Regions from separate parts of the Mus musculus genome. Here regions 1 and 2 are each linked to region 3. Evidence: chromatin loops called from intact Hi-C (ENCODE). Cell type or tissue: left cerebral cortex. All regions are shown on one strand. Region 1 holds the start of Gm38498 (a long non-coding RNA gene). Region 2 holds the start of Med9 (mediator complex subunit 9). Region 3 overlaps Nt5m (5',3'-nucleotidase, mitochondrial).

Region 1 (8,000 bases), 150 kb before region 3:
CTTCTCTTCCTGTGTATTTTGGCCACCTGAGTTTTCCTCGAGTCTCTTGAGAACCCTCATCCAAGAGGAAATCAATCACACCCAGGGTTAATGTCACTCCTTTCTTGGGATCTTGTCTTCAGAGCCACAGATCTCTGCATACAGTGCCCATGAGCACCTCCGCAACCATTAGCCTAGCACTCTCATGACAGTTGACACGGCTGACTAGTTTTTTAGCCTTTTATCTTCTGTTTTATGAGACTTAAGTGCAGTGACTGTGTCTGGACTTGGATATCCCAAGCTTCCCTTATCTTCCCAGGAGTCTTTGCATCCTGGGGGCTCACAGGTCCTGGCAGCTTCTGGGTGTTGCTAGATAGGCCTCCCGCTGATGGCAGCTCTGTCCTTGCAGGCTGATCTCTTCGTTATGAGCTGGCTGCTGGGTTACATGGACCCCACAGAGCCCAGCTTTGTGGCGGCTGTGATCACCATTGTGTTCAACCCACTCTTCTGGAATGTGGTGAGTACCATTGCGCTCACACCACAATGGCTAGCTGCTGAGGCTGGTGCGGTGGGATCACTGCTACCATAAGCCAGACACACGGACAGTGGGCTAGTGCCTTCCCACCATGCCTGTCACCATCCTCTTCCCTTCTTCCCTCTCAGGGTGGCACTCAGTGAGTGCACACTGAACGAGGGGAGACTCTCACTTTCGTGGAGGCCAAGGGACCGGTGTCAAGGTGACCTAGGGTATTGCATGGGGGAGGCCTCCCACCTGTTGCCGACCTTCTCACTAGGGGGCCTGAGCTGTCTGGGAGCTTATGACACAAGGACTAGTGGAAATGGAGGCCTGAGTGCTCACTGAGGCAGAGCCTGGGGTATCCTGTGATTGCCCGGGAGCTAGTCTGTAGAAGGCTGTGCTTGGTGGCATCAGCACACTGATCCTAGACTACTGTCAGTCCAGCTGTACCAGGGCGGAACACTGTATTCTTTTTCTCTAGTTTATGGCTTAGGCCTTTTTTCCACCTGGTGGGTGAGGGCAGGGATGCTTGGCACAGAGCCACCACCTTCTGAATGTTTTGTCCCTACAGTTCTGAACATACTGGACCTTCTGAGGAGGGGGCTCCTGGCAGGGGTACAGAGGACAGACAAGACCACTGTGACCTCCTTGCTCCTGAGAAACCACGGCCTTGGAGTGTACTGCTAGAGTGTGCCAGTGCTGGCCCTGGTTTCCTGACAGCCTTCTTCTGGCAAAGCTAGACACATGGTGCTCTGTGCCCTTAACCTGTCCTACGCCTAGGAGCCAGCCTGCCAGGCTGCAGGACACTCTAGGGGACAAACACTGATCTCAAGCCATGTGAGAATGTTTCTGATGCTTTAAAGGAGCCAGAGGAAGCTAGTCCAGGGCACTAAAGAAGCTTCTGGCCTGGCCAGGAGACACCTCACTCCTAACTCACTCTCCGTTAGATGTGGTGTGCACAGGGCTCTCCTGCAGGAAGCTGCTGGACTACATAGCTGGATGGAGCCTGTGTTCTCTCTTCCAGGAGGCCTAGGCTGATTAGCATTTGCCAGAGTGTGGCCTGAGCACAGGGAGAGCCGCTGGCCAAGTGCAGTGGGCATTGGGAGTACTTTGTCTGAGTTCCCTTTGTTCATCTCCCACTGACCCTTGAAGCAATATGTTTCTGCCCACTTAATTTTGAAGCTGCGTTTCATCCACAGGAACAGCCCCAACAGCCCAAATAGACGAGAGCCGAGTGTCTGTGCGTTTATCATAAGCGGTTCCTTTTTATTTTTTGTGGTCATACGATTTTGGTTTACCTCGTTTTGAAAAGCATTGTTCCTTGGAAAGACGTCTAGTCATTAGTGGAAGAACGAGTGAGCTCTTCATGCTCGGTTTGGAATGAGAAAAATGGCATCGTGTTACGGTTGGGCCAGCCACAGCGCAGAGGAGATGAGGTGGCATCTGGATGCAGGAGGACAGGAGCCGGAAGCCTAGCTCTGTGCTTGGTGGGGACAGGAAACTGCACAGTGAGCAGGGGTACGCTCAAAGGGTGGCACAGGGTCTTCTGGCTGCAGTCCTGGGCATGGCTCACTGTGCTCAGGCTTCCTGCCTGGCAACTCAGCAAGGTGGCATGGCAAGGCGCTGCCATTCTCATTGGAGGAATCAGGTTGGAGGGGGATTTTAGCACCTTTCTGTTGCTTTAACACAGCAGTTCTTATCACAGCACCTTTGGGGGTGGGGGTGGGGGTTAAACGACCCTTTCACAAAGGTTGCATATCAGATATGCTGTATTATCAGATATTTACATCATGATTCATAACGGTAGCAAAATTACAGTTATGAAGTAGCAACAAAAATAATCTTATGTTTGGGGTCGCCACAACATGGGGATCTGTATTGAAAGGTCACATCATTAGGGAGGTTGAACAGAGTAACTGGTGCGGAGAGCTGTGTAGAAGGGAGATGGATGTTTAGTTCATAATCCCTGGAAGACCCCAGCAATGTGGTGCCAGAATCCTGTCTCCCTAAATAACTTAAGATATAATGGAGAACCAGAAAGGAAAATAGCCACGTGCACAAGAGGCCAAGCGTGTGTGGGCAGTTTTACTCTGTAAGAATCCACCCTCATGGGCTGGAGAGATGGCTCAGTGGTTAACAGCCCTGCATGCTCTTCCAAAGGTCCTGAGTTCAAATCCCAGCAACCACATGGTGGCTCTCAACCATCTGTAATGAGATCTGATGCCCTCTTCTGGTGTGTCTGAAGACAGCTACAGTGTAATCATATAAATAAATAGATATATCTTAAAAAAAAAAAAGAATCTACCCTCCAGCTGGAGGAAATGGCTCAGTGATTAAGAGCACTGACTGCTCTTCCAGAGGTCCTGAGTTCAATTCCCAGCAACCACATAGTGGCTCACAACCATCTGTAATAGAATCCAATGTTCTCTTATGGAGTATCTGAAGACAGCTACAGTGTACTCATATAAATAAAATAAGAATCTACCCTCAAGAGAAATAACAGTTCTCCAGGACCAGTGCCACTCTTCCCAGGGAGACCTGCCTTGATCTAATCTCCTCACACTTGCTCCTCTTAAGGGTTCCAATCCTCCCAACACCATCATGCCGGGAAACAAGCCTTCAGCATGTCCGCCAGCTTTAGTGGACACATTGAAATCATGTTCAAACCATATCAAAGAGATTTGTCCATTATTGTCCAGATACTTAGAGATTGACAGTATCTGTAAGAGCAGGTGGGCCTGACCCTGGCACAGTGGCATCCTGGGAAGAGCAGTGAGTGAGTAAACATACAAACCAACATTTTAGGGACAAAGCAGGTAAGAAGGAAAGACAGGAAGGGTAGTCAGGGAAGGCCTGCCTGAAATGGTGGCTTTTGACCGAAACCCAACACTTGCATAAGAAAGTGCTGGGTTTCTGGGGGAAAGTTGTAGGGGACTGAGCTGATTTTTTTTTTTTTTGAGTGGCATATGAAAGGAGTGGGGAGGCAGCCAGGGTGAGCTGGGAGGCCAGCCCACTTTAGAGGCCCAGATGGCAGCATGAAGCAGAATGGGGCCCTGGCTCCTGCCCAGCAGAGGTCAGCAACACTGTCTCTGGAGGCTAATGCGGTGCCCCAAGTGGTCTGAATGCCTACTCTGTATCTCCTGCACCCCTTGGCCCAGCTTCGAGGAGCACTGGTCCTGTTATCTTAGAGTGCTCCAAAGCACTTGCTTTCCCTTCTTGTCCCCAGCCTGCCATGCACTGTGTCCTAGGTAGCAGCTGCTGCTTGGCTTGCATCTGAGCGGATCAGCCAGGGTCCTCCTCAGTGCTCACACTTGTGTCTGGTGCCCTGGAAGAGCTGCTGTTTTCCTGAGCATGGGCTGGCTCATCACTGGCCTTCTGCGTAGCATCAGTGGACACATTCTGCATGCATCTGACATGAGCTCGCACTCACTCGGGCAAACCTGGGAAGGAAAGCACTTGAGGGTCTATGACAGATCCCGGGAGAGATGGGGTAGATGGCTCTGTGAAGCTCCAGTGGCCATGTTTCGCCTGGTCAGAGCTCTGGAAGGCCAGGGCCCGGATCCCAGCAGTGGCCTTGAGCTCAGACTGTTTATTTGAGGAAATGTCACACAAGCTTTGTTACATTAGCCAGATGGAGCAGATGGCTGACAGCAGCCAGCAGCCAATGGAGGCAGTCTGTTTGGACACCAGGGCAGACTGGGATGGATCACAGAGTCCATCCTGAACCAGTCCATCTCAGGGCCCTGTGTTGGGAGTCAGCAGGACAGGAGTCTTGTCAGGACAGCTGGTGTGAAGAGGGCAGAGCTCCTCACAAGTTCCCTTCTGTGTCCTCTTGTTGCTGTAGATCCAAGCCACCCCTCAGGTCAGAAGCAGCTGCTCTTCCCTAAAGGTTGAGGGACATACCATGCTCTTCTGAGGAAGGTTGGTTGTACCAACTACCCACAGGCAACCTGGGCCCCACAACTACTAAGCCTAGCTGCAGGCAGATACCAGCTGAAGGTACCAACTCGGCTCAGGAGGGTGCCCACTTTAATTGGGACGCTGTCCTGAAGGCCTCCAGGGAGGGACTAGGCAATGGTCACCGTGTCTGGGGAGCTAGTTTGAGAAAGGTGACTGTCCTTACAGAACTTGGGAACAACTTGCTGTGCTGTATGTAGCATGTTTGAGTCCTGGGACTGTGGGCCTGGTGGCACAGGTGCCTTGGAAGGAGTTTAGGGCTTCTGGACAGTAGGTGGCGCTATGGAGGTGAGAATGACAGGAGAGGAAGGGAAGGCAGGGGAGAGGTGACAGTGAGGAGAGGAAGACAGAGTGAGGGAGAGGTGACAGTGAAGGAGAGGAAGACACAGTGAGGGAGAGGTGACAGTGAGGGAGAGGTAACAGTGAGGAAGAGGCAGCAGGAGAGGAAGAAGATGCTATAGTGAGGAAGGAGATGAGTTTAAGAGAGTAGAGGTGACAGTGACATAGGAGACACCGAGAGCAGAGGACGTACCTAGTGTAGGAGGGGGTAACAGGGAGGAGGAGTGTACTGGCGGGTTTGGTGTGAACTTGACACAAGCTAGAGTCATCAAAGAGGAAGGGGCCTCGGTTTTGAAGAACTGTCTCCATGAGATCCAGCTGTAAGGCATTTTCTTTTTTTTTGGGGGGGGGCGGGGTTTCGAGACAGGGTTTCCTCTGTATAGCCCTGGCTGTCCTGGAACTCACTCTGTAGACCAGGCTGGCCTCGAACTCAGAAATCCGCCTGCCTCTGCCTCCCGAGTGCTGGGATTAAAGGCGTGCGCCACCACGCCCGGCTGGCATTTTCTTAATTAGTGATTGGAGGAAGGCTCCAGCCACTGTGCCTGGTGCCATCCCTGGGCTGACAGAAAGCAAGCTGAGCAAGCCAGGGGAAGCAAGCCAATAAGTAACATCCTCATGGCCTCTGCATCAGCTCCTGCCTCCAGGGTCCTGCCCCGCTTGAGTACCTGTCCTGATCTTCAAGGGTGAACAGCGATGTGGAAGGGTCAGCCAAGTAAACCCTTTCCCTCCAAATTGCTTTTTGGTCATGGTGTTTCCTCGAAGAATAGAAACCCTAAGACAAGGAGATGATAAGAGTGGAGGGTTTGACAAGGAAGAGGAGATGCCATTGAGGGAGGAGGTGACAGTGAGGGAGGGGAGCTGACAGGAAGGAGTTACCTAGAACGGGAGTGGATAGCAGGGTGGCAGGGGTGTGTTGCTCCAGTGGCGGCCAGCAAGAGCCCTGGTTCCTTTGCCCTTTGGTGCCCTTCTTTCTTCTGTTACCACACCTTCTGTTTTCTGCTCCCAGCCTGCCAACTGCCACTCGTCTCCGTGAGGGATCCTCTGATGCCAGAGCAGCTTTCCCTCTGCATCCACTGGGGCAGCCTAGGTTTGCAGTCTGGCTCTGGCCTTGCCGACTCCATTGGTCAGGTGAGGTTTGTGCACTGAGGTCTGTCTAGCTGCAGAAACCTCCCTCTTACCCAGGCCTGGCCTGTGGTGAGTTGGCTTGGGATAGTACTGTGCTTTCCTGGAGTGAGCACTTGGCTAGATGGGTAAGCGTGGATACCAGAAGAGAAGCAGGATAGCCAGGGGTGTGCTCATCACACAGCTCCCAGAGGCACTTAGGAGAGAGCACAAGCACCAGGTCAGGCTTGAGGATAAGGCGTCTGTCTGGTCTGTAGAATGGCTGTCTGTCTTGAGGTGGGCTTTTTAGAAGAGGAAGAGCACTGAGGGATGAGGGAACCTTGCAGGGGGATGTGAAGTTAGCGGGTAAGAGGGGTTTGGGTTCCCTGAGGGATGATCCTGCCTCCCGGCCAGCCACCCAAGTTGTTTCCCGGAGGCAAGTCGGTGAGTGAGAGTGTGCATGTGAGTGTGATGGGTAGGGACAGTCAGTGGGCAGTTTGGGATTCTTGCTCCATCTGGCATAGAAATCTGGCACCTGGGACATGACCCACCCACTAGGCCGGGAGCTGGCACTTGGGGGGTCAGGTGTCTTCTCTTGTTTTGTGCTGCAGAGGCTGGCCTGGCTAGTTGCTATAGCTCAAGGCAGTTGAAGGTGTCACACGACAGGAGACCTGGGTTGTGTCACCAGGCTCACACACTAACACCTTTTGATTGATGGCCACCTGATGTACCCCGGCACGCCCAAGTCTCCTTTCCTTTGTCTCAGCTGTACTCATGGCTGTGGCCCTCCAGAACCAATGCCAGCCCAGCTTCACACTGGGCTGCAGGTGATCTTTAACAGTGACACCGCTGCACACTGTCAGTGTTGGCTCAAGTGCAGTGGATGTGTGGTTAGCTGGAAGTAGCCTTAGCCTCCTCACTGAGCCCATCCCTCCAGCACCGGGGTTACTTTAGAACCCAGCATCCCAGCATCGTGGGATGAAATGCCCCAAACAGTGTCTCTCACAGTCTGTGCCAAAGAACAAAAGGAAGGCTGGGCAAACCTGCTGAGGGAGGGTTGTTCTATGCCATGGGTCTAGGTGCTGGTTTCAGTTATCTTAGAATATGCGAGCTGGATGGGGCCCAGGCTGTCTCCCCTCCCTGGTTATTTTGGGATTGGCCATCTTGGTGTATAAGATTAGTCTGGTGCTTCACAGGAAGTGAGGTCTTAGGATTTTACTGTTTCATCTGTATCCCTGGCAGACCAGGCTGATCTACTACAGCACCCTCCCTCCTTCCCTCCCTCCCTCCCTCCCTCCCTCCCTCCCTGTTCCTTCTCTGAGGATTGAACACAGGGGCTTACATGCGCTGGTGTTCCTCCAGTCAGCCATGCCCCTGGCCTCTGCCCTGATCCTGGCTGCTGTAGCACAGTCTGAGAGTAAGTTCTTAACCTTCCTAATGCTGCGACCCTTTAATACAGTTCGTCATGTTGTGGTGACCTCCAACCTTAAAATTTATTTTCGTTGCTGCTTCATCACTGTGATTTTGCTACTGTTATAAATCACTGTGTAAATATCCAATATGTGGTATTCAACCCAAAGGAGTTGTGACCCGCAGCTTGAGAACTACGGGTCTGAGGTTTCATGACCCAGACTTGGCTTTGAGAGGGCACTCTTTCAGGAGCTCGACTTATCACCACGGACAGACAGTTCTCAGTGTGCCCCTGGACCTTTGCATGTTCTGTTCACTCCTCCTAAAGGATTCCCACACATCCTTGCTTGACTACCCTTCGTCTTCTTCAGCCAGACATCCCTGATTCTGGCCCTAAGAAAATATGGCTAAGCATCCTCCGTTAGGTCTAAGAAAATATGGCTAAGCATCCTCCGCTAGGTCTCCCTAAAGCCCACTGTGGAGCTGAGCCCTGGCCATGGGAAGTGCTAATGGTAAATGTGGGATCTGCTTTCTCTCAGGCTGAGTTATCCTGAAAGCCCAGAGAAGGGTGGGAGCCATCCACTGATGCCCAGGGCTAAGCCTAGGATTGAAAAGGATAGCTGGTCCAAGGGTACCCTCCTTCCTCAGAGTCAGTCTGTGGTGGCTTGGGGGAGGGATGGGGCCAGGCGTGATCTCT
Region 2 (8,000 bases), 68 kb before region 3:
TACATGCCTAGTGGCCAGCACTGTCAGTCACATCCTTGCAAGTGGACATTAAAGGTGCCGAGTAGTAGTAGTAGTAGTATCTTAACTCTTGTAAGATAATGGACCTGGCTTTTCTTGGAGAAAGAAGTCTTTTCTCCCCAGGGACTTTTTCTTTCCCAGTGTCTTTTCTCTTCTGCTAGTCAGACACTTAAGGGAAGGCACCTTATTCTCTCTGCCAGGCTAGCAGCCACAGAGCGAGGAGTGGCCAAGGAGGTCATAACCCCTGTTTTAAGTTTGTTTCCCTTCCCAGTATGATACATGTCCCACGTTGACTCTGGCTCGTCCTTCTAAAGCAGTAGTTCTCAACCTGTGGGTCAGGACCGACCCTCTTGGGGGCTTATCACATATTTACATTATGACTCATAACAGTTGCAAAACTACAGTTATGAAGTACCACCAAAATAATTTTACATTTGGGAGGTCACCACATGAGGGTTGCACCATTAGGAAGGGTGAGAATGCTGGGCAGTGGTGGCACATGCCTTAAATACTAGCACTTGGGAGGCAGAGACAGATAAATTTCTGCCAGCCCAGTCTACAGAGTGAGTTCCAGGACAGCCAGAGAAACCCTGTCTTGAAAAACCAAAAATAAAAAATAAAAAAGGAAGGGTGAGAACCACGGCTCTAAAGGATCAATTCTGGGCAGAGCAATATTTCACTGTTTGCCGAGGTGGAAGAGGGTGGGCATGTCCTTTGACTTTTCCCTGATCTTAGCCCACCTTCTTTCATATTGCTTGCAGAGGTTTCTATAAGGCTCTGGGGTGTGAAGACCAGGGCCAAGGCTGATGCTTCAGGGTCAGTAGGTAAGGTAGCTCTGGCCAGCTATTTTCTGGCAATCATTGCTCGTCCTTCCAGTTCTTACATGCTAAATAAAAAAATTCCTTGTGGGTCCTTTAGACAAGCCCATGTGATCACCCTGCCATCTTTCACAGGTCTGCACTTTAGAGTATCTCCCAGTTCTATGAGAAGTGAGCTACCGGCCCAAGCCTACCTAGTCATAAGTCACAGAGCTGAGGTTTGAACCTAATGTTCCTAGCTGGCTGGAAGTAGATATGTAGACCAGGTTAGCCTTAAACTCAAGAGATTTGCCTCAGTGGCCTGAGTGTTGGGGCCTAAAGGTGTGCACCACCACTGAGATCAAACTACTACTGATGTATCGAGACAGAAAATTACCACCTGGGAAAACTATTTACAAAGATGATAAAGCAAGCTTCAGCAGAGAGTTGACCTCAGACCCTCTGACTTCACATCGTGTTCCTGTCACTGAGGCTGGCCCAACCCAACTGCTCTTCCGGGTCAGGAGGATCCTTCCTGAGGTATAGGTGAATGTGTATACATCTGTGTTCTGATTTCCCATGTTTTTAATGTTTGCAAGTTACTCTGAATAAACCAGTACTCCAGCACTGCCCTGAGATGGTTTTTATTTTCCTCACTTCCATCTCATAATGTATTTGCCAACAGCTAACACAGAGGGGACAGTCTGCCTTACCCTGCATACGGGAGGTTCACGTTGTCTGAAGCCAAGAGAGGAGTGAACGTGAGAACCAAGGTTTTGCAGTCATTTGAAAAGCGGCAGATGAGCGCTGTGCTATCCCACTTTTATGTCAACTTAACACAGAGTCAGCAGAGAGGAAGGAAACTCAGTTGGAAAAATGCTCCCACAGAAGCATGCTGTAGGCGAGCCTGAAGAGCATCCTAACTAGTGATTACAGTGAGGAGGCCCCACCCACTGTGGGGAGTCACCCTGGGCTGGTGGTCTTACTAGAGTAAGAAAGCACGCTGAAGTTGGGCAGTGGTGGCTCATGACATTAATCCCAGTACGTAGGGGTGTAGACGCAAGCAGATTTCTGAATTTGAGGCCAACCTGGCTTAAAAATAGTTCCAGAACAGCCAGGAATACAAGGAGAAACAAACACAATAAAAAAGGAAGAGAGAGCGCACTGAGCAAGAAAGCACTCCTCCATGGCCTCTACATCAGCCTCTGCCTGCAGGTTGCTGCCGACTTCCTCCAGTGAGGAAAAGTGATACAGAAGTGTAAGTCAGATAAACCCTTTCCTCCACAGTTTGCTTTTGGTCAGTGTTTCAGCACAGCAGTAGCAGTCCTAAGACAAACACCAAACCACCAGAGCAAGAAACCCAGACTGCCTCAGCTCCAGCAAGAGGGCTTGCCAATGTTCCTAAATGTGACCGGAACTGTAATCTTGTCTTAATTTACTTTTAGTATCTAATGGTTTAGAAGAAATTCAGAGGTTTGCACCTAGTGTCCTGTGGCTATACAGGTATGTGCTAAATAACCTGATTAATGCCAGATCATATATTCAGTAACTGTCTAATGCTTATAATGTAACCAAAACCTTCCTTTGCCTAATGACAAAGTAGTTGTGGTAATGTTGCAGCAGAATGCGCCACTCACAAGAGTGTGAAAAAAAAAAAAGTATACTGCCTGATGGATAAAAAGTATTACCTATACAATTACAGGTAGTTCTTAATGCTTGATAATGATAATAAATAATGATGTCACTAGTTTATGGATGTATTATACTGTAGCGCTTCGCCTTGTTGCCTAGAGACAGGGTCTCATATTAAATAGGAAGTTAACAGTGTCAGCCAGGCAGCCTGGCCAGAGCTCTTGAGATCTGTCTGTAGCGCTGGGACGCTGGGGCTCCAGGCACGAGCAGCCATGACTGGCTTTTTATGTGGACGCTGAGGATTGGAACTCAGATCCTTGTGCCGTTTGTACCGCGAGTGCTCTTACCCACCAACCTGTCCAACTCCCAGTGTTGCTAAGAATCCTGACTGCACAAAGAGGCACCAGGCAGTAACTGTTCCGCGTCACCTAAGTTTATCAAAGCACACTTGAGAATGCTTGCACCAAAAAGTGTACCTCTTGGAAATGACCCAAGCGTATATGGAGTGAGCAAAAACATAGGCCATCATGGAGACTGGAGACTTTGGGCCTAAAAGACCATACATCCTTGTATATTCTATTAGAATTATTAGAATAAAGTTAATAGTGGGACACAATCATTCAGAGCAACTTCTGTGTCTTCGTTTCAAATGTTTCCTAGCATCACTTCTCCCCTCTCCACTTGTTTGTTTGGAGACAGGGTTTCTCTGGATAGCCCTGGCTGTCCTGGAACTCACTCTGTAAACCAGGCTGGCCTCGAACTCAGAAATCCGCCTGCCTCTGCCTCCCAAGTGCTGGGATTAAAGGTGTGCGCCATCTCTCCACTTTTAAGAATGTTTGTTTGTTTTTCTTTGCTTGTAACCGTTAAGCCCTGTAAGGGTAAATGGCTGCTCCTTTCTTTACGGTGTACAACCCTAGTACCTAACAGAGCCCACACAGGTAAGATGCCTCGCATTGAAATGGGTACTAAACTGTGTACACGGTGAGAATCTCGAGTCTGAACGTCTGAGGTCCACCAAAATTCGAACACTTTTCGGGGCTCATATAATGCCACAAGTGAGAAATTCCGCTCTGGGCTTCATGCGAACAGTCAAAACGCAGGCGAATTAAAACAACTGTATAAAATTGCCTTCGGGCTATGTGTAAGGACTTAAGACCCATCCCCAAGTCACTGCAGGATCTGGGATGGGACACTGCAGAACCTATCTATGCATTTGATCAGTACGTGGGCTTCACCCGGGAGTAAAGTGTAACTCTTAAGGCGCCTGACAACGTGGGCCCTCTGGGAAAATGGGGCGTGGTCCAGAGCCCACGGGCTTTGGCAGCTCGGAACCAGGGACACTAGAGTCGCAAAAAGTGGTGTCTTAACCTTTCCTAGACCCTTACCATTTGATGACATTGTGAACCAACGGCAAAAAGGAGTAATTCTCCTCCTTCGCGCCAGCGGGGGACTGAGGCCGCGGAGCCGCCGGCGGCGGGAGCGCAGCGACCGGCAGAGGCTGAGGCGGTGGTGGCGGCTTGGACTCCGGCAGCAGCTCGGGCGGTGGCTGTAGCGTATCTTCGGCCTGTCTCCCACCCGCCACCCCAGAGGAAGCCATAGCACCAGGAGTCCAGCAGCTGCCGAGGGGCGCTGGGTGCTTGCGTCACAACTGCGCGCCCGGGGAGGCCGGGCGGGAAAAAACTCTGAGTCTGCGCCCTGGGCGTAGGCGGGCGGGCGTTGCTAGGCGACGGGTGTCGGGAAAGCTAAATTGAGTAGTCAGGATTAGGGAATCTACTCCAGTCATCTTTCTAGTTCACATGACAGAGAGAGGTCAAAACACCAACGAGGACCCCCGGGACTGGCAGGAAGAACGGATGACGCTGGTGAGCACCGTGTGAAACTGAGGCTCTGCGGCAGCGAGCATCCAGATGACAAGGACTTACACGTCTTTGTGTCATGCTAGCCTCCAGGAGGGCCCCAGACTGGCGACAGCAAAACAGGCCATACAAACTAGTTCCACACGGCTGCCAAGGGGAAAACTAATCGTTCTTCAAGCATTTGGTATGCATCTAGCAGGTGCCAGACTACATACGTATATAAGACTAAGATCTTGGACCAAATAGGAGAACTTTACGATAGGCTTGTATTTATTCATTTCAAGCAAATGGGCTCCATTAAAAATTTTCTGGACAAGGGTAGCAGTAATTCTGATTCTGACTAACAAAAATCAGGGATTAGGGAAGCTGTCAACTGGGAGAGGACATCTGTCTTTGATGACAGGAACCATGTCAGTAAAGAGAGGCCAGGAGCCCACATCTCAGAAACAAAAAGAAGCAGGAACGTGGAACTTCACAATGGTGTTTTCAGGTTTTTTAGCTACAGGTCTCAGAATTGTTTTCTTCAGAGCTGCAGATAGTTCTCTAAACAGAGGCACTGTCAGGAAAAGAATAATCTCAGTGTTGCTCAAAAGAAGACAGAAACAAAGTGAAACAAGGTGATTTATTTATTTCTTGAAAATGAGTGCACCAGAACTCAAGATAAGATAGCAGAAACACTCAACAAAATGGCCACTTTCTTCCATCTCAGGCTTAGGTGCATTTCATCCCATTAGTGGGAACACAACTTCTCAATATGACTCAATGGGCTAATCACCCAAAGGGAAAGGTGGGTGGGGGGAGTGGAGTTAGGGAATACAGGCCCCTGTGGAACTAAGTGTCTGATTAGAAGAACATTTCTCACTGCAGGAAACTGTAGGATTTCCTTCTAACCCAGGACCTCTCCACCTTAGGGGAAGGGCCATGATTCCTGAGGAAGAAGGGAGAAGAGAATGGTCTAAGATGGAACCAGGTGTGCCAGAAAAGACTTGAAGACACCTCTGGAGACATCTGGGAGAATGCATGGTAAAACGGCAGTGTTAGCAAACAGTAGCTATCACTACTACTGTGGAATGAAAGTGACGAGAAACCATTAAAACCCTCATTTAATCCACCGAGAAACTCTGGAAGGTATATCTTAGTTTTCCATTTTATAGAAAAAGAAACAAAAGTTTACAGGGCTATAATAGCAGCCCCAGGATCACAAAGCCACAGAGCTTCCTTGACACCAAGTCTATGTCTAAAATCTACAGGTATGTGATGCCAGGCTCCTCCCTGATCTGTAACTTTTGATTCAAAATGTTAATGTGAGCTTTTATTCAGAATTCAAAAAGCATCTAGTAGCCATTGATACTATCCTCATAGCAACCAAACATCATCTTTCCCCCCTTAATGTGTTTTATAACTTAATTACAAGTCCCAAATCTATCTTTGGCAGAATGAGGGCATCTCTTTAAAAAGCTCTTGAGATATAAATAGATATGGCTAAACAAAACAAATTGATAACGTAGGAAGCATGAATAAGTATGGTGCATTGACAGTTTGCCCTAAAAATAGTTAATATAATTAGTGACAAAGAATAGAGCTGACTTCACATCACGGCAAACAGCTTTCAGAAAACTGCTCCCTGTTCTGGCTTCCTTAAAGCTGATTATTGCAAATACGTGTGTGTGTGTGTGTACAGCCATTCTGATCTAAGTCAGAAAAGGAGGGTGCTACTGAGGTATAGGCAGAGTCAGAGTCTCCATCCAGTTAAGCTGCCACTATAGTGTCTTGGGCAGGTTTCCATGGCTTCACAGGGTACCCTGTCCCATCAGGCCTGTGGATGAGAGGTCAGGCTCGAGGTAGTCTGCCTGCCTTCAAGCCAGGCTTCACCTCCTGGGAATGATATGACTTTAAACCATTGTGTAACTTTACTCTCTGACTACCTCCATAGCAAAAGAGGAACGCTGAGCAGGTGTTTTTGGTTTGGTTTGGTTTGGTTTTTTTGTTTGTTTGTTTTTTACAATTTTCTATAGTGGGAATGTGCCCCCAAAGTTCGTATTTAAGAAACAACTCCAGGGTCAAGAGGGTGGCCCCTTTATGAGTTGAGTAACATGAATGGATTCATGTTCCTTTAGGAATGAATTCCTATGAAGAGAACAGGTTTGCTATAAAAGCAAGGTCTCCCTCCTCTTGCTCTCAAGTTATACAGCATCTGCTGTCATATTACGACAGAAACATAAGCCCCTTGCCAAACATGGCCCCTTGATCATGACCTTCTCAGATCAGCAACTGTGTATGTAAATAATCTCTGTTCATTATCAATCATCCAGTCTGTGATCTCCTTATAGAATACAAACATACTAAGAAGCCTATAAAATACCTGGGACCATGATATGTGTGAGATAATATAAAAGATATTTTTACTTGGATGTGGAAAACCCAGGCTGACAGCAGATTGAAATGTGCTCTGGGTTCCGCAGTTAAGAACACTGGCTGCTTTTCCAGATGATGTTGGTTTGAGTCCAGCACCCATGTAGGCAGCTCACAACTGTGCGTAACTCTAGTCTGAGAGATATGATGCCCTCTTCTGGCATCCATGGTCACCAGGCATACAAATGATGCAGAGACACAAAGCAGGCAAAACGCCCACACACCATACATAAAATAAATCTCAAGTAAAATATAAAAAGAAAACGGCCAAAGCTCCTAAAACATCATCTTAATTATTATTCACCTAGGATTTCATCTTAAAAAGGAAAAATGGAGCTGGGCGTGGTGGCGCACGCCTTTAATCCCAGCACTCGGAAGGCAGAGGCAGGCGGATTTCTGAGTTCGAGGCCAGCCTGGTCTACAAAGTGAGCTCCAGGACAGCCAGAGCTATAAAGAAAAACCCTGTCTCGAAAAACCAAAAAAAAAAAAAAAAAAAAAAAGGAAAAATGGTCTGCATCTGCCCTCTCCTGGAGAATACAACATGCACCGCGGATGTGAGGCATGGCTCCTTTCAGGGCTTGTTTTGTTTTGTTTTGTTTTTCCAGACAGGGTTTCTCTGTGTAGCCCTAGCTGTCCTGGAACTCACTTTATAGACCAGGCTGTCCTCAAACTCAGAAATCTGCCTGCCTCTGCCTCCCAAGTGCTGGGATTAAAGGCCTGCGCCACCATTGCCCAGCTCCTTTCAGGGTTTTGGTAGTCAAGTCAAAACAAAACCAAGTGAAGTTATTGTTTAACCCAGTATAAAACTATTACCAACAAACAAAAATGTTAAAAACCATTAATGAGGTACTCTGAAGGCCATTTTCTTTTTTCCCTTTCTGTTCCTCTCAGTCACCTCTCTTTACCAGAGACTCCACATCCAGACTTCTCCCAGAAACACTCACGTGGGAGCCTATCAGACTCTATTCCTTTTAGACCCCCCAAAATCTCTCTTTATCCATTGTTATCCTTTTTGCTATTTCTAACTCGTGTCCCTGTAAATCACCAAACAGCCTCTGGTAGGATGCAAGCAAGGCAGACCCTTCCAGGAACCAACTGTGTCTGAAGTGGCCCATCGCTGTTCCCAGACCATATCCTCCTGAGGTTTTGCCAAGACATTTTCATACAAATTATTGGTCATCCAATTATTCTGTCTTCCAGCCACCCCAAAGCCTTCATCCCTTCTAATAACCCCCTTTAAAAAATCTTCATTTGTCTTCTTGTCTCTTCTCACTTGTCAGACAAA
Region 3 (8,000 bases):
CCTTCTTGTTAGAGTTTATAACTTTAAGAGTTGGTAACTCTTTCAAAAAGGAACCTTATCAGGAACTGAAGAGATGGCTTAGGGGTTAAGAGCACAAACTGGTTGCTCCTCCAGAGGACCTGGATTCAGATTCTTAGCATCCACAAGGCAGCTAACAAGCATGTATGAATCTAGTCCCAGGGAATCTAATGCCCCCTTCTAGCCTCTGTGGACACCAGGCACACATGTGGTACACAGACATACATGCAGACAAAACACTCACATGTAAAAATTTAAAAATGGAAAAAAAGGAACTGACAAGGTCACATAGTTCCACTCTCATGTTTTTCTACATTCATTTTTCTTGTATTACTTGTGTGTGTGTGTGTGTGTGTGTGTGTGTGTGTGTGTAGGTATGTTCAAGTGGGTACAGGCACCCACAAAGGCTGGAAGATTGGGATGCTCCTGGAGCTGGGGTTACAGGAAGTTGTAAGCCACCTGACACGATGCTGAGAGTCGAACCCAGGTCCTCTGGAAGAGCAGTTCAAGTTCTTCAAAGCTGAGCCATCTTACTGGGTTGTGGTGTTGCTCACCTTTAGACACATTCTGGAGGCAGAGGCAGGTAGATTTCTGTGAGTTCCAGGCTAGCCTGGTCTATAGAGCGAGTTCTAGGACAGCTAAGGCTACACAGAGAAACCCTGTCTTAGAAAACAAACAAAATGCCGAACCATCTCTCCATCCCTCAGGGGGATTTTCCCTATATTTGGCTATATTCAGAGGTTGAGTCTGAAATTATTTTCCTTCGGATTCTGAAGATATGTATCTCATTTTCTTTTTTCTTTCTTTTTTTGGGGGGTGGTGGTGGTGGTCTAGAAAGGCTTAGAATTATTTTGTCCTCAGATTGTAAATGTTCAACATATCTGTCCAGTATAAAATCTCTATTCATACATCAACCCTGGCTCAGGGTACTGGGGCACCGTGAGGGTCAGCTCTGTGCTCTTTGGGGCGTGTTCTTGTGAAGTAAGAAAGACACTTCCCTGTCTCCTCCTCTTCCCACCGCCTCCTTGTGTGTAGTTTAGAAGTCTTCAGCTCAGGCCCCTGACTGCTCATCTCTTCAGAAGTATTTATGCTTCGGCTCAGCCCATTTCCCGAGGCCTTTAGTCATGATTCAGGTTCTAACTGTCCCAGTCTCCACTGTGAGTCTTGAACCACCCAGGACTCTGTTCTGTGCACAGACGGCATTATTACACCTGTTCTGAATTCTGACTCTGGTCGAATGAACTCCTGGTCCTTGTGTCCACTTCTCTTGCTTTGGAGCCAGCTGCCTGTCATCCACTGTGGTTGATAGCCAAGACCAAGCCATTTTTAAAAACCCTCCCCCACCTCGGTTAAATTGTGGTAATTTATTTCCTTTAACTACCATAATTAGTACTCCAAAACTAAAGTAACTTGCCTGCGTGATTCCCATCCCCACCCCTGCAGAGCAGACAATGGCCAGAAGAGATGGGAATCTATTTTAAAATAGAACATTAGTAATTCTCTGAGATTCCATGCAATGTATTTTGATCACATTCGCCCTCCCCCTGAGGCACTTATCAATCATCTACCGTTCTTTACCTCACCAGTCACCCCAGCACTGGCCTATTGCAGGCCAGAAAAGTCTACAACCTTCTTCCCCACTCGCTTCAGCCCTGTAAATGCATGGCAGGCTCTGAGGCTTACAGGCATCCCCCCCCTCTACAGAGAGGTCCCGAAGAAAAGCCTCCTGCTATCTTAAGTCCCTTGCTTGGTTTGAATGTGTTTTGCTGAAATGTGCTTGCTGCTGGCAACATCCCTAGCAGGAGGAAAAGGAGGGTCTAGAGAATTTAAACCTGCTAGGAAAGCAGGGACAGGACCCTGTATGAGGGGCGGTTTCCTGCTCCTGGGAGCTTTCCCACTCCAGGACCTTAAATGGGTGACAGATTACTACATACTGCAGGAAGAAAAGTGCATGGATGTCGGGGCAGGGTAGGGGGAGAGTCCACCCACGGGAGGATTTCCATGTGGGACCAAAGGGCAGGGGTGAGTCCTGCAAGGGAAGGGCCTCTCACTCCCCAGTGGCATGGTTTGTCTCCTCTCAGGAACTGGGGCTACTCTGCTCTCCTTTCTCCTTCCTGTATCTGTGGTCCCTCCCTTGGCCTTGGCCTTGGCTCCTACTTCTCTGCTCCCACTGGCGACCTGCACCTTCCCTCACCGTAAGCTGCTTGCAGGTCCCTCAGTTCCTTTCTTGGCACCTGCCGCTGTTGCTCCATTTCTGTTTTGGTTCTTCCCTTCCTGGGATGTCTAATCCCTTTTTCCCATAGGATGAACTCAGTGGTGCCTAGATGACCACATCTCACTCCCAGAATCCATGCATGAAGGCAGGCATGTACGCATGTACTCGCATGCACGCACGCACGCACGCACGCACGCACACAGCATGAATTACTCAGGCTTAAGTGTACTTATGGTTTTATGGTTCACACCACAGTGTCATTTTGCCCCTGCTGTCTCCATTTGCAGACCAGCAAGCATCCCACCAACAATACCTCAGACTCTGCTTAAACTGTCATTGTCCCTGGATGTCACTGCCTGCTTCACCCACACCTTCTTCCTACCCCCACAAAACAGACCTTGTGCTGGGTGTTGTGTTCAGAGCAGGTGGATCTCTGAGGTCAAGCCCAGCCTGGTCTACAGAGTGAATCCCAGGACATCAGGGTTACATAGTGAAAGCTTGTTTGAAAAACAAAAACAACAAACAGCAGAAAAAATTAAACAGACACAGCACACTTGTGTTCTCTGCTCGGCTGTGTGTGTGCTTGGTGGTGGGAAAGTGCAGCTTAGTCTGTCAGTGTGGGTCTTAGCTTTTATTGTAAAATCACCACCCCCTGCAAGACCATGTGTTGAAGGTAATATGGGGGGGCCTGTAGGGCATGGGGCCTAGGGGAAGGAAGTTAGGTCATTGGGAGGGATACTCAAAGGGACCCTCATCCCTCCTCTACACTTGTCGTTTCACACCTCAGGCACAGAGTGAACACTGGCTCCACTGAGTGACCCCACCATAATACTCTTCTTCATCCCAGGCTCAACAGCAAAAGGACCAACAGACTGTGGGCTGAAAGCTTTGGTCTTAGTCCCTAATAAACCAAAAATAAACCTTTCCTCTTTTTATCTTAACCTTGCTTCATAGTCACTTGGGGAAATTTATGATATCGCAGCACACAGCATAGGCTCAGGAAGCATTGGGGTCTTCTGTCCTCTTCCCTAGACTCTCTTCTCCTTGCATAAGAGTCCTGTGGAGTTAGGACTCCGGAGTCCTGTGGAGTTAGGACTGTAAGTTGTCATAAGGCTGGGACTTGGGAGGATGATCGCTGGCAGGGCAGGGCAGGGCCTGGGTCAGTGGGGTCGGAAAGCAGAGGCTCCAGGCTGGAGATGGGGCCTGTGTAGGGAAGAACTGCACTGGCTGAGCCTGGAGACTCACACATCCAATAATGCCAGGCCCTTCTCAGTGGGGGGAGCAGCTGATGTGAGTCATATCCCAGTGCTCAGACAACAGTGCCTGAGGTTCCAAGACCCAGCCCAGAAGGTGCCTAGGTCAGAGAGAAATGCTGGTGGCTGGGAACAACAGGCTGAGACTTCCCAGGGATGACTGCAGGCTTCAGGGAGGCACAAAGGGCTCCAAGGTTCTGGAGCCAGTCCTCTGGCGCCATCAAGTGGCCATCTTTACAAACTGTAGTTCCTCTGTCAGATTTGTTTCACTCAGTGGTTCTCAACCTTCCTAATGCTGCAACACTTTATTTAATACAGTTCCTTATGCTCTGGTGACCCCTCCCCACACCATACAATTATTTTGTTGCTACTTCATAACTGTAATTTTGATGTTATGAATCATAGTGTAAATATCTGATATGTCACCTGAAGTCACGACCCACAGGTTGAGAACCTCTAGAATTTGCCCAGTAGTGGAACTAATTAATAGATTCTTGGAGTTTGCATTAAGTCCACAAGTCCTCTGTGCAGGCAGGCGTTCATTAAGTGGCAAGTAGCTTGGTTGTTACTGACCTTCTGTGAAACCTAGTCTGTACATTCAAGCCAGCTGTAGCAGATCTAATCAAGGAGTTTTCAAACCGCAGAGACACTCACTGGGGAGGCTGTTCATATGTGGCTTCCATGTATTTTTATCCTGTAGAGTCGTTTTTAAAAGAAGGCACAACATTGGGCACAGAGAGAGAGAGTGGGTGCTTCCACTTCCCCTGCCAGTCCTCAGCCATGGGTGCTTGATAGCTACTTGTCTGATGAGCGACACTCAGGAATCTAACTGGCAGTTCTTCCTCGACTGCACCGACGAGGTAATGCCAGCCCTTGTGCTCCCTGGGTACAGAATCCCAGCAGATAAACGCAGCCACTGATGCCTGTGTTTTGGGGACAGCTTTCAGACTCCTGGGGCACCTCCAGAAGGATCCAGTGCGTAAAACTCTCACCATGTCTCTGCAAGGACAGACAAGAAGTTGGGGCCTTCTCATACCCAGTGGAGCCTCCCAGACAGGGAGCACCATTTGTTGGAAGGGTAGCAGAGCTTTGGGCTCTGAAGGAGCTTGCCTAAGAGTGTCCCTAACTGGTGAGGAGGGCCTCCTGGTCCTCCTGGATCACCACAGGATTGGTCAAATGCTGCTCTCAGCAACCCTAGTATAAATAGGAGGACTAGTGAAGACTGGATGCCAGGCTACTCCATGAAGGGCCCCAGAGACCACAAACTCCCTGAGCAGGAGGTAGGAGGGAGAAACCCAGAGAGCGCTGCAAACCTCAGCAGATATGGTGGCTAGTTTTATGTCACCTTGACACGCTAGAGTTAAGTAAAAGGAGGGAAACTCAATCCAGAAAATATCCACCTAAGATCTATCTGTAGGGCATTTTCTTAGTTAATGATCAGTGGGGGAGGGCAGCCCTTTGTGGGTGGTGCAATCTCTGGAATGGTGGTGGTCCTGGGTTCTGTAAGAAGGATGAGTGAGCTACAGGGAGCAAGCTATCCCTCCATGGCCTCTGTGTCAGCTCCTGCCTCCAGGTTCCTGCTCCGTTGTGTTCCTTCTGACTTCCTTCAGTGGTGGACTACGGATGTTGACGTGTGAGACAAATACACCCTTTCTTCTGCAACTTGCTTCAGTCACTGTTTCATCACAGTGATAGAAACCTGAAGACAAGTTAGTGCCAGGGGAATAGGGTGTGATGGCTTGTCAAGTTCCAGAGGGAAGCAAAGACTCCACGGGCCTTCTGTGTGCAGAATCTGTGGTGTCTGGTCGGCTGGGCTGAAGAATCGGCTGTGATTGACAAGAGACCAGACACGCTGAAGTGAAACCTTTGCTTGGCTGGGACAATGGATGCTGCTCAGCTGGAGATAAATTAGCCGTGACTAAGAAGAGACCAGCGTCACTGAGGTGGAATCTCCTGGGAAGTGTTTCCTGAGTCAGCACACAAGCTGTTCCAGAGGTGGCCCTGGTTGTACCTCATGTTAGCACCTGAACTTGGTCATGGGTAAGAGTCTGCCAAGAGCTACTGGTTTTGGAGGTGTGAAGGGGTCATGGAGAGCAACTGAAGCCTGGCACTTGAGAGGCCACTAGTGAAGGCACAGCTGGAGTAGCAGTGGAAGCTCCTGGTTTGAAAGGTCATGGGCAAAGTTGAGGCTTGGCACCATGAAGAGAGCCCGGAAGAGGCTACTGGTAAAAGCGCAGGCCAGTTGCAGCAGGAGACCCCAGCATTCTTGGATGTCAGGACCATGGGTGGACCGCCAAGAACAGCAGCAGCACTGAAGTGGACCCAGTTGGAGCCTATAAGACAAGCTGTGTGTGCTACAGAGGGTGGAGCTGGAAAAGTGACCCAAGCCTTAGAAGGGGTGTAGAAGACTGAGTCGTTGACACTGCATTTTTAAAGCTGGAGTTTTGTTTTGCTTTGTTCGCATTGTGACTATGTCCTGATTCTTCCCTCTTAAAAAATATACATATTCAACTTAAATTTCATTTTATGGGATTCCATAGTTGAGACTTTAGATTTAAAACAGACTTTGAATTTTTAAAAGTGTTTGAACTGGTAAGACTGCAGGGCTTTTAAGCTTGAAGATATTTTATACTGCAATGTCCATATTAATGTGTAACCTTGGGGATGAACAAGAAAGGACAGGTTGTAGCTTAACAGTGATCTGTGCATCAGGAGAGTAAAGGCTCTCTGGAGTAGGCACGGGTCAGGGCATTCCCAGATGCTGCCCTTCTTGTGCCAGAGTTCCACAATCAAGTGACAGAACTGCCATGTGTTTGCAGTAAGACACTGGCAGAGCACCTGACCAGTCCAAGGGACAAAAATGGGGCAGGACTATGGAAAGCCACATATGGTGAAATCCAGAGGAGCCCAGGGCAGGCAGTGGCTCCTGGGCCATCCTTCTCTGGTCTGGTTGGAGACCTCCCTACCTAGCCTGGGTGATGGAGCTGGGTGCTTAAGAGTAAAGGGTGGGAAATGGAATCCCTGGCCAGCTCTAAAGCCAGGGCTCTCTTCTTGTCCTTCTCTCTCCTTAAGCCAGTCCCCAGGAAGTCCGAAGATCCTCTGCCGTAGGTACCAAAAGGCAGCGTGAAGGCTCAGCGTGAACACCCAGAAACAAATTGGGTGCTGGCTTTCAATGTTTTTAGACAGGGTTTTGCAATGTAACTGGTCTAGACTGACTACATAGCTCAGGCTGGTCTTGAGCTCACAGTAATACTCCTGCATCAACCTAAATGCTGGGAAACAGGTGTGCGTCACTGTGCCCATCTCAAGCCAGGGTTTTGAGAATGCAACTGACCTTCAAGGGCACTGTTTTTCAAATTATTAAGAGGACAGTTGTGAGGTGGCTGGTCTGGTGATACCACCCAGAAGTTCCGCTCACAGGGAACAAATGCTACAGTTGTAACAGCAATTTCTAGGTCTTTTGGAAACTTGGCCTTGGGAGAAGAGTAGGGACGAGGCCCTGTGCCTACCTGCAGGGTGAGGAGAGAATGCAGTGTTAGAGAAGGTGCTAGCAGGCAGCAGTGCCTCCCTCAGATGAATGGGACCAAAAGAAACCACCAGGCTGCCAGCAATGCCACCATCCAGGCCATCTTGCCTTTGCCCCCATATGGTACCATGCGAGGTACATGAGGTACACATGGGTGAGCTATGCCCACCTCTGTCCTGTTCATCAGTGTGTGGGACTCCCGTATGCTTATATCACAAGCAGATGGCACACTAGAGGATCCTGGGGCAGGTTCTAGAGAAGGCCACAGCACAGGCTATGTGTGAGTAGCATTTATTTTTCATATTGGCAACAAATATTCACACCTGCTGACTCCTTTCTGGGCTGTTAATGGGATCTAAGAACACCAGAGCAAGAGACCGTAGGGAGGGTCTCGGTGGCCTCCAAAAGAGCCTGGTGGCCATGGAAATCCAGAAAGACTAAGTATGTAAGCTGGACAAGATTCTACAGTAGAGGTACCTACATGCCTGCCAGGGGAACCGTTGTCATCTGTCTGTCCCTGGCACCCCTCGTCTTGCAGATCCTGGATCAGGGTACTTCCATGTCTCAGAGAACCCCTATTGCACACAGTGAGAGGCAGTGGCATGGGGCATCTGCCTGAGGTCAGACCAACTTATCTGAGAACACGCATCTTTCTTCTAGCCCCGTCCCAACTATCAGGTTAAGGCCTTGCTGGGCTAGGGGAAGAAGGGAAGTGTGTCAGACGTTGTTTTGACCAAAGTGTTCACTGGGATCCTCCAGGAAGTACCAGGGAACTGCAGCATAACCCTCAGTGGGCTGCCTGCTGTCCAGTTGTGAGCTGTGAGCCCCATGCTGAACCACGAGAGAGCCATAGTACAGTCCTCAGCGGAGCCGCTTGCTGTCCAAGATGGCCTTCCAGTCGTCTGCCCATGAGTGCAGCCTGCGGCGAGGGGGCTGCAGCTGCAGGTGGTAGTTGTGGCAGGAGGTAAAGAGGATGTGCTCCCAGCTG

Evidence for each region. A loop is a pair of places that touch in the nucleus more often than their neighbours do. Peaks named below come from ENCODE experiments on the same cell type or tissue, not always from the same donor. Only the 100,000 strongest peaks of a DNase experiment are listed, where the experiment ranks them.
Region 1: a loop joins it to region 3, with 8 times the contacts of the local background. A loop is called at or near these places in 35 of 42 quality-filtered maps.
Region 2: a loop joins it to region 3, with 2.7 times the contacts of the local background. A loop is called at or near these places in 8 of 42 quality-filtered maps.

Annotation. Positions count from the first base shown.
Region 1 is chr11:60,024,209-60,032,208 of GRCm38, reverse strand. It overlaps Pemt (phosphatidylethanolamine N-methyltransferase), which reads left to right. Exons shown (of 7, transcript NM_008819.3): 2 at 389-496. The coding sequence starts at 404. Gm38498 (a long non-coding RNA gene) reads left to right here and starts at 5,255. Exons shown (of 3, transcript XR_879899.1): 1 at 5,255-5,920. In left cerebral cortex, a CTCF peak has its summit at 4,710 (motif pointing right); DNase peaks (open chromatin) are centred at 1,539, 3,639 and 4,719; H3K27ac peaks cover 57 bases.
Region 2 is chr11:59,944,311-59,952,310 of GRCm38, reverse strand. Med9 (mediator complex subunit 9) reads right to left here and starts at 4,097. Exons shown (of 2, transcript NM_138675.3): 1 at 3,833-4,097. The coding sequence starts at 4,044. It overlaps Med9os (mediator complex subunit 9, opposite strand), which reads left to right and starts at 4,164. Exons shown (of 2, transcript NR_045273.1): 1 at 4,164-4,487; 2 at 5,215-5,419. In left cerebral cortex, a CTCF peak has its summit at 4,078; a DNase peak (open chromatin) is centred at 4,142; H3K4me3 peaks cover 1,651 bases; H3K27ac peaks cover 1,307 bases.
Region 3 is chr11:59,875,821-59,883,820 of GRCm38, reverse strand. Nt5m (5',3'-nucleotidase, mitochondrial) reads right to left here. Exons shown (of 5, transcript NM_134029.2): 5 at 7,288-8,000. The coding sequence ends at 7,874. Among named protein-coding and RNA genes, the nearest start is that of Nt5m, 32 kb to the right of the region's middle. In left cerebral cortex, a CTCF peak has its summit at 3,716 (motif pointing left); a DNase peak (open chromatin) is centred at 3,679.